Linked DNA regions of Homo sapiens: region 1 is linked to region 2. The links are chromatin contacts, found by Hi-C or POLR2A ChIA-PET in ENCODE. All regions are on one chromosome and are shown on one strand. The core of a region is the stretch at or near the end of the contact, and the rest is flanking DNA. Distances in the headings are between cores, read along the strand shown.

Evidence for each region. Hi-C counts contacts between places; a loop is a spot of excess contacts on that map. ChIA-PET counts read pairs that join two places held with the same protein, here RNA polymerase II (POLR2A). Pooled maps may share reads with other maps.
Region 1: a pooled map shows a loop between it and region 2 (9-fold over the local background). The contact joins the promoter of SCMH1 here to the promoter of NFYC-AS1 in region 2. A Hi-C loop is called at or near these places in 2 of 37 single-sample maps with no recorded cell type and 7 of 50 pooled maps. POLR2A ChIA-PET finds 5 or more read pairs at or near these places in 1 of 52 experiments (WTC11).

What each region holds. Positions count from the first base shown.
Region 1 is chr1:41,240,707-41,243,769 of GRCh38, reverse strand. It overlaps SCMH1 (Scm polycomb group protein homolog 1), which reads left to right and starts at 1,464. Exons shown (of 16, transcript NM_001394311.1): 1 at 1,464-1,711. It overlaps SCMH1-DT (SCMH1 divergent transcript), which reads right to left and starts at 1,412. Exons shown (of 3, transcript NR_186015.1): 1 at 1,064-1,412. RefSeq lists silencers at 1,154-1,553, 1,594-2,143, 2,244-2,403 and an enhancer at 2,724-2,903.
Region 2 is chr1:40,690,456-40,693,574 of GRCh38, reverse strand. NFYC-AS1 (NFYC antisense RNA 1) reads left to right here and starts at 1,314. Exons shown (of 1, transcript NR_024567.1): 1 at 1,314-3,119. NFYC (nuclear transcription factor Y subunit gamma) reads right to left here and starts at 1,871. Exons shown (of 10, transcript NM_014223.5): 1 at 1,708-1,871. It also overlaps a transcript of RIMS3 not described here. RefSeq lists enhancers at 884-933, 954-1,123 and a silencer at 1,364-1,463.

The sequences.
Region 1 (3,063 bases), core at 215-2,714, 550 kb before region 2:
GTGCTAGACATCTTGATTTCAGCCTATGACACCACGAGCAGAAAACCCAGCCACACCATGCCAGTTTTCCGACCTACACAACTGTGAGTAAATCAATGGGTGTTGCTTTAAGCTGCAAAATTTGTGCCAATTTGTTATGCAGGAATAGAAAACTAATATGAGCACTTACAACACTGTGCTCTCATTAGCTATTGACATAATAGTTTCCCCAAATATGGGCTCCTTAGATTTAGGCTCTAATTATCCTTGTAACCTCAGGGCTCTTCATGAGACAGGTACTCCCCAAAACGCCATGGAATGAAAGTTTAAATTAGACAACAGGGATGCAGATCAGAACCTGGATAGATTCTGACCATTTCCATTTCTCAAGAATGGGCAGACGGATACTGACACCAATACCAGGATACAAGGAGGCGGCCCCCCTTCAGTCCAAAGCTCTAAGACCTATTCTAGAGGCAAGGCAAGTAATCCAGGCTCAGCTGCCCCATCTGCTGCTCCAGCCTTGCTTAAGTGGACTTCCCTCCAAGGAACATTGTTCACAGAAGGATCATTAACAAGACATTCCTGTGTGACCTGAGGATTGCCATGTTCTAAATGATGCCCACACCCACTCCACATCCAGCTCAGCAGAGGTCTCGGGATTTATATTGCACTGTATTTTCAAGCAGCCAAAACAGAAGTCAAGACGTCAGTTTCCTAAGCTGCTAAAATGATGTGGTGGTTAAACCAATTGTGTGCCAGGCGCAGTGGCTCACGCCTGTAGTCCCAGCGCTTTGGGAGGCTGACGCAGGAGGATCACTTGAGCCCAGTAATTTGAGGTTACAGTGAGCTATGATGGCGCCACTGCACTCCGACCTTGGGGACAAAGTGAGGCTCCATCTCTAACAAAACAAAAATAGAATTGTGTAGCCAACATGGCTGGTGGGCCTGGAAGAATGAGCCTGTGCATTGTACCTGGCCCATCACGGGCTCAGTGCGTACTCGTTGAAGGGATCACCACAGGGAGGACCGAGGACGCTGACACTCCCTAGGGCATCCAAGCACCAACTCATCTCTCACCTACCCTCCGGGTGCAGTGCTATCGTGTTGGAGAAGAGGCCCCTGGGTGGCTGTGCGAAGTAACTCGCCCAAGGTCACCACACGGCCAGCCACTAGCCCGGCGGGAGTCGCCCGAGGCGAGGCCCACGTCAGCCGGTCTTGGGGGCCCGACCGGTGGCTCCTCCACCAGCCCCACGCGGCCTCAGAGCGGGCTACTGGCGTCCTCGAGATTCGAACCCGAGTCCTCGGCCTCGTCCCCGCCCTCGCGCCCTCTCAGGCCTCAGTTTTCCCATCTACAGGACGCAGACCGGAGAGCTGGTCCGGGCGCCAACTGGGCCCCCGGACCCGGGTCGGCAGGCCGGCGGGGTACGGCCGGGCCGGGTTCCCGCGCGCCCTCCCTCCTCCAGCGCGCCGCCCCGCCCCCCGCGCGAGCCCAACGGCCGAGGCGCGCGCCACCTCGCAGCGGGAGGCGCGGGGGAGGGGCCGGGGGAGCCCCCGCCCCGCCCCCCGCCTCAGCCGCCACCGCCAGCTCGGTGGAGCCCCCCGCCGCCCGCCCGCCGCTCTCCCGAGCCGCCCGCCCGCCCCCTTCCCGCGTCTCCGCTCCCTCCCTGCGCAGCGGAAACATGGCGGCGGGAAGAGAGTGAGCCGCCCCGCGCCCCCGCCGCGCCCTCAGGTAAGCGCCTCGCGGCCGCCTCCGCCCGCCTAAGAGCTCGTGCCCTGAGGGGCCGCCTGGGGCCAGAAGGCGGTGGCGGGACCTGCGCAGCCGCTGCGCCTGCTCCCCCGGGCCGGGGTCAGCCTGTCCGTCTGTCTGGCCGGCCTGCCAGTCTGTGGTCCGCGCGGGGCTGGGCCCTTTCTCGGCCGTGTCAGCCCGGCCCCGAGCCCGGAGGCCGGCTCTGCATCTGCGGTCGGGCGGGCGGGGCCCACGGTCCGGTCGCGGCCCTGACGCCGCCAGGACTGCCCGGGGGCCCCGGCACGGGAAACCCAAGGCCGGGGGCCCTTTGGAGGGTCGGCGTGGGGGCGGTCCGTATAGGTCGCCGTGTCTGGCCGGCGGGGCCGGGTGGGCCGGGGCAGGCTGGCTGGGGGCCGAGGGCCGGGCGGCGGCGCGACCCCGTCTGCGCGGGTCAGTCGGTCCCCTCCGGCGCCAGAGGTGGGAATGCCTGTGATTCTGGCTGGCCGGGTCCCGGTTCGGGGAAGGCAGAGACAGAGGTCGACGGGGCGGCGTGGCCCCCACCGAGAGCTGGGGCGCCTAGGGCCCGGAGCTGTCAGCAGCGTCCTGGGGGCTGGGCCCCGGCTGGCCGACTCACGTGTGCCGCCTGCCCCAGTGCCCCGCCGGAAACGGGCAGGGAGAGCGGCCCCGCACCGAAGTGAGCCACAGCGGCCCTGGGGGCCAGACACGTGGGCACAGTTGTGTGCCAGCCCGAGAGCATCGAAAGTGGTATCCAGCCGATGGGTGAACCCCGGAATATCTCCTGACTGGAAGAGAATTTAAAAGTCATCTAGGGGCGCTTTCTCCCATCCCATGCCAAAGTGACTTTGAAAATCCCCAAATCCCCCCGATAATTTGACGAGCCCGTTTGGAACCTCTTCCAGTGATCCGAAGCGAATCTCTTTAAAGGAAACCCATTCTGTTCCTGGACACATTTGGTTATAAGTTGAAAGAAACAGCTGGCTCCCATCCTTCCTAGTTCTTTTCCCTTATGGGAAGCTGTTAAGATATCTGAAGATAGTAATCATGTCCCCTGAGTCTTCACTTCCACTTTCTTCAGTTGTCTCTCATCTGCTGTGGTTCTCTAAACTGTCCTCTGGATGAGCTTTAGTTTCCCCCATCCCCTTAAAGGAGAGTTTCTTAAAAGTGATCCTGGAGACAAAACGTAGTAAGTTTCTCTAAGAAACAGCCCCAAGGATTGACCTGCTTAAATCAAAAGTACTCTAGATTCCCTTCCTCATTTCTGTACTGTATTTTGAACTTAAAAAAAAAAAAAAAAGAAAACATTTAGTAGTGTTTGTTCAAACAAACTAAAAGAC
Region 2 (3,119 bases), core at 65-2,564:
AATAGCAATTCTCTTCCTCTGCTACTTATCAATTCCCTTCTCCAGAAAATGTAGTTGCATTCACATAAAACTAAATTTGAAAACCCTAGGAGTTTCTTGAAATTGGTATGAAAACAGAAGAGTACCATCTAAAGCTAAAAAGGACTACCTAACAAAAACAAGGAAAAACAAATTAGGAAAACACAGATGTTTAACATAAATGTGTTTCCATGGCCCTCACACACTGGGACGAGCAAATGTAAAGCAATACAAGTAACTACGATTCAGATTCAGTGGAAAAGAACATATTCCCAACAAGTTGACTGGAACGACTCTGGATTGGAATAAAAACTTTTTGAATATGAACCAGAAAGTGTTGACAAGTCCTGTTCCTTAAGAAGCTATGCATGGGCTTTTTTTTGGTTTGGAGCTGCTTATTTGAAAAAACAAACAAAAAATTCAAAGTACACATGGGAATGGGTATACTTTTTAGGCACATATACAAGGAAATAAACCAAGACCGAAAATTTCTGGCTAGCTCCCTTTCCCTTAAAGGGGAACCTAACAATATTTACTCAACAAATAACTACCAACTACCTAATATTTGCTAATGTGGCTTTGGAAACTCAGCCATGACCTGTATCCTTCCTAGAGCAGCAAATTTCATATACAACATCTCAAAACTACTTGTATGGTCCTGAGACTCAATAATGTATAACTGTTCTATTAATACACTTCCCAAGTCCGAAAATGTCCCCTAAAATGCTTCCTATATCAGATTTTGTCACTTTAAATCTGATACTACTTAATGCTGTGCTTCCTAGGCTCGGACAGAGCACACTTCTCAATAGCATTCCTCTCTCGGTTTACTTGCTCCTCACATCACATCCCAGGTCCGTTGACTCTGGACTCCAGGGCTCCACCAAAACCTCAGTGTTTGAATGCTTGCACTCTCCAGCAAAATCCCTGATCCGATTCTACCGTTCAGCTATGCCCCTAGCCCTGATGCCTTTCTTCCTACACCATACACTCACACCGTGGACTTCAGGGCCACTTCCAAACTGGGTCACATTAGCAACCCTGGATCTCGAAGACTCTCAGCCTGTCACTTGGGTTTCGGTGTTTCCAAGCCTGGAACCCTGAGGGCCTGCACACCCCAATCTTGGGCCATGCATGTACCAGGAAAAGCACCTCTGAAAGTGAGTGTCCCCCATTCCCAGGCCATGGCCTAAGCTACCCCCAAAGTACCTGCCAGGCCATCACCCTCTCTTCCCCCTTAAAGCCTCTAGGCTCGCCCTCTCGCCGCAACCCCACGCCTGCGCCGCAGGGGGTCATTGCCCCAGCCGCCCTAGCCCAAGACGCGCGCATCCCCGCAGCCTCAGATTCCTTCATCACCCCCTAGACCGGAGCTGGCGCGTCCAATAAGGTGCCAGGTCCGCGGCCTCCCCGCCACCGACCAATCACGAGCGAGCCCCCCCGCCGTCGCCTTCCGCCAATGGGAGAAAGCCCGCGGGCCGGGCCGACGAGGCACACGGACCCCACGAGCGCGGCGGCGGCGACAGCAGCGGGCCAGGCAAGAGCACAACATGGCGGCGGGCAGGACGGACCGAGCTACAGCAGCGGCCGCGCGAGGAAGTGAGGTCTCTGGCGAAGGCGGGAAGCGCTGCCCCTCCCCCCGCCGCCGCTTCCCTATCACCCTCGCACAGAAACTCCCGCACACTCACACACCTCTGCTCAGGAGTCCAGGAAGAGCAGGAGCCGCCCCCGCGCTCCTACGGAGTCGGGCAATGCAGAGGCCCAGGCGCGGCGGAGGGGAGGGGGAAGTGTGCGTCACGGAGAACGGAGCGCGCGCGAAGCGGGGGCACAAGCAAGATGGCGGCCACGCCGTTTGCACCGTTTCCCCTTTTCCCTTCCCCCTCCCTTGGCGCCTGGACTCCCAGTATCGTGCGGTGCGCAGAAGCTGTGCTCCTTGAGGTCTCGCGAGAATTGGGAAGGGGCGACGACAGAGGGAGGCGGAATGAGATCTGAGAGTTTTAACCCCGCCCCCTTTCGGGAGCTCGAGATCTGAGTTTTGACCCCGCCCCCTTTCGGGGGATCCGGAGGCGCTGCCCAGTGACCTCCACCACCCTGCCTATCCTTGTGGATCTCCTTGGTGCGAGCTTGAATTTTAGGAAATAAGTAGGTGTGTGCGCGTGCCCTTGAGTTTTAGGAACTAAGTAGGGGCGTGTGTGTGTATTTGTGTTTTTAATTTGGGGAGAAAGAACTGGGGGATGAAGGTCGACATGGCGTTCCAGATTAAGCATGCCGTTCAAGTAGACAGCTACTGGCACCTTAAATTCATAAAAGAGCATTTAGCACCAAACTGTAAAGTGATGTCCTCTAGAATAAAGAACAGTACTTACCAAGAATAGTTAGCTTGTAACCTTACGTCGACATAGTTGTTCTTATTTGAATGCAGATTTTAAAGTTTTATCACGCAGTTGGAAACCACAGCTACTATGAGCATGGATTTTTTCATACTTATCTCTTTCATTTCCGTGACCACTTGGTCCAAAGGCATCAGGATTGTATCCATTTTACAAATGATAAAACTGAAGCTCAAAAAGGTTAAGTAACTTGATCTAAGTCCCCACAGCTAGTAAGTGTCAAAACCCCATCCGAATAACTTCAAAACCTGTAGGTATAGTCATCAAATGTGTCTTGAATGGAATTACCTACAGTGAGAGTTAGTGCATTAGGTAACAAGCGCAGAGAGGAATGACTGCCTCTGCTGATGGTAACCTTGAATTTTACAAATGACACTGGAGCCTTTCTGAGACTAGTGTTGCATGGGTCCTCAATAAAATCACACTGTTGTTACTCACTTCCTTTGGGTTTATAACCCTGGTGATAAAGTAATTGAGAATAGTGGAGTAAACCCTCGACTTGAATTCAGGAAAATTGTTTTCAAATCCAGTTTCAATAAATCTCACATCAGGCACTCTATTTGATGAATGAATGAACAAAACCTAACTATAAGACACTTGACTTCAGGGAGTCTCAATTCCTTCATCTGTAAAAAGATCTAATTCCTAACTTTTGGTAATGTTGGGGAGAGTGAATGAAATAATGTGAGAGTGCTTCGTAAATTGCAAAAGTGT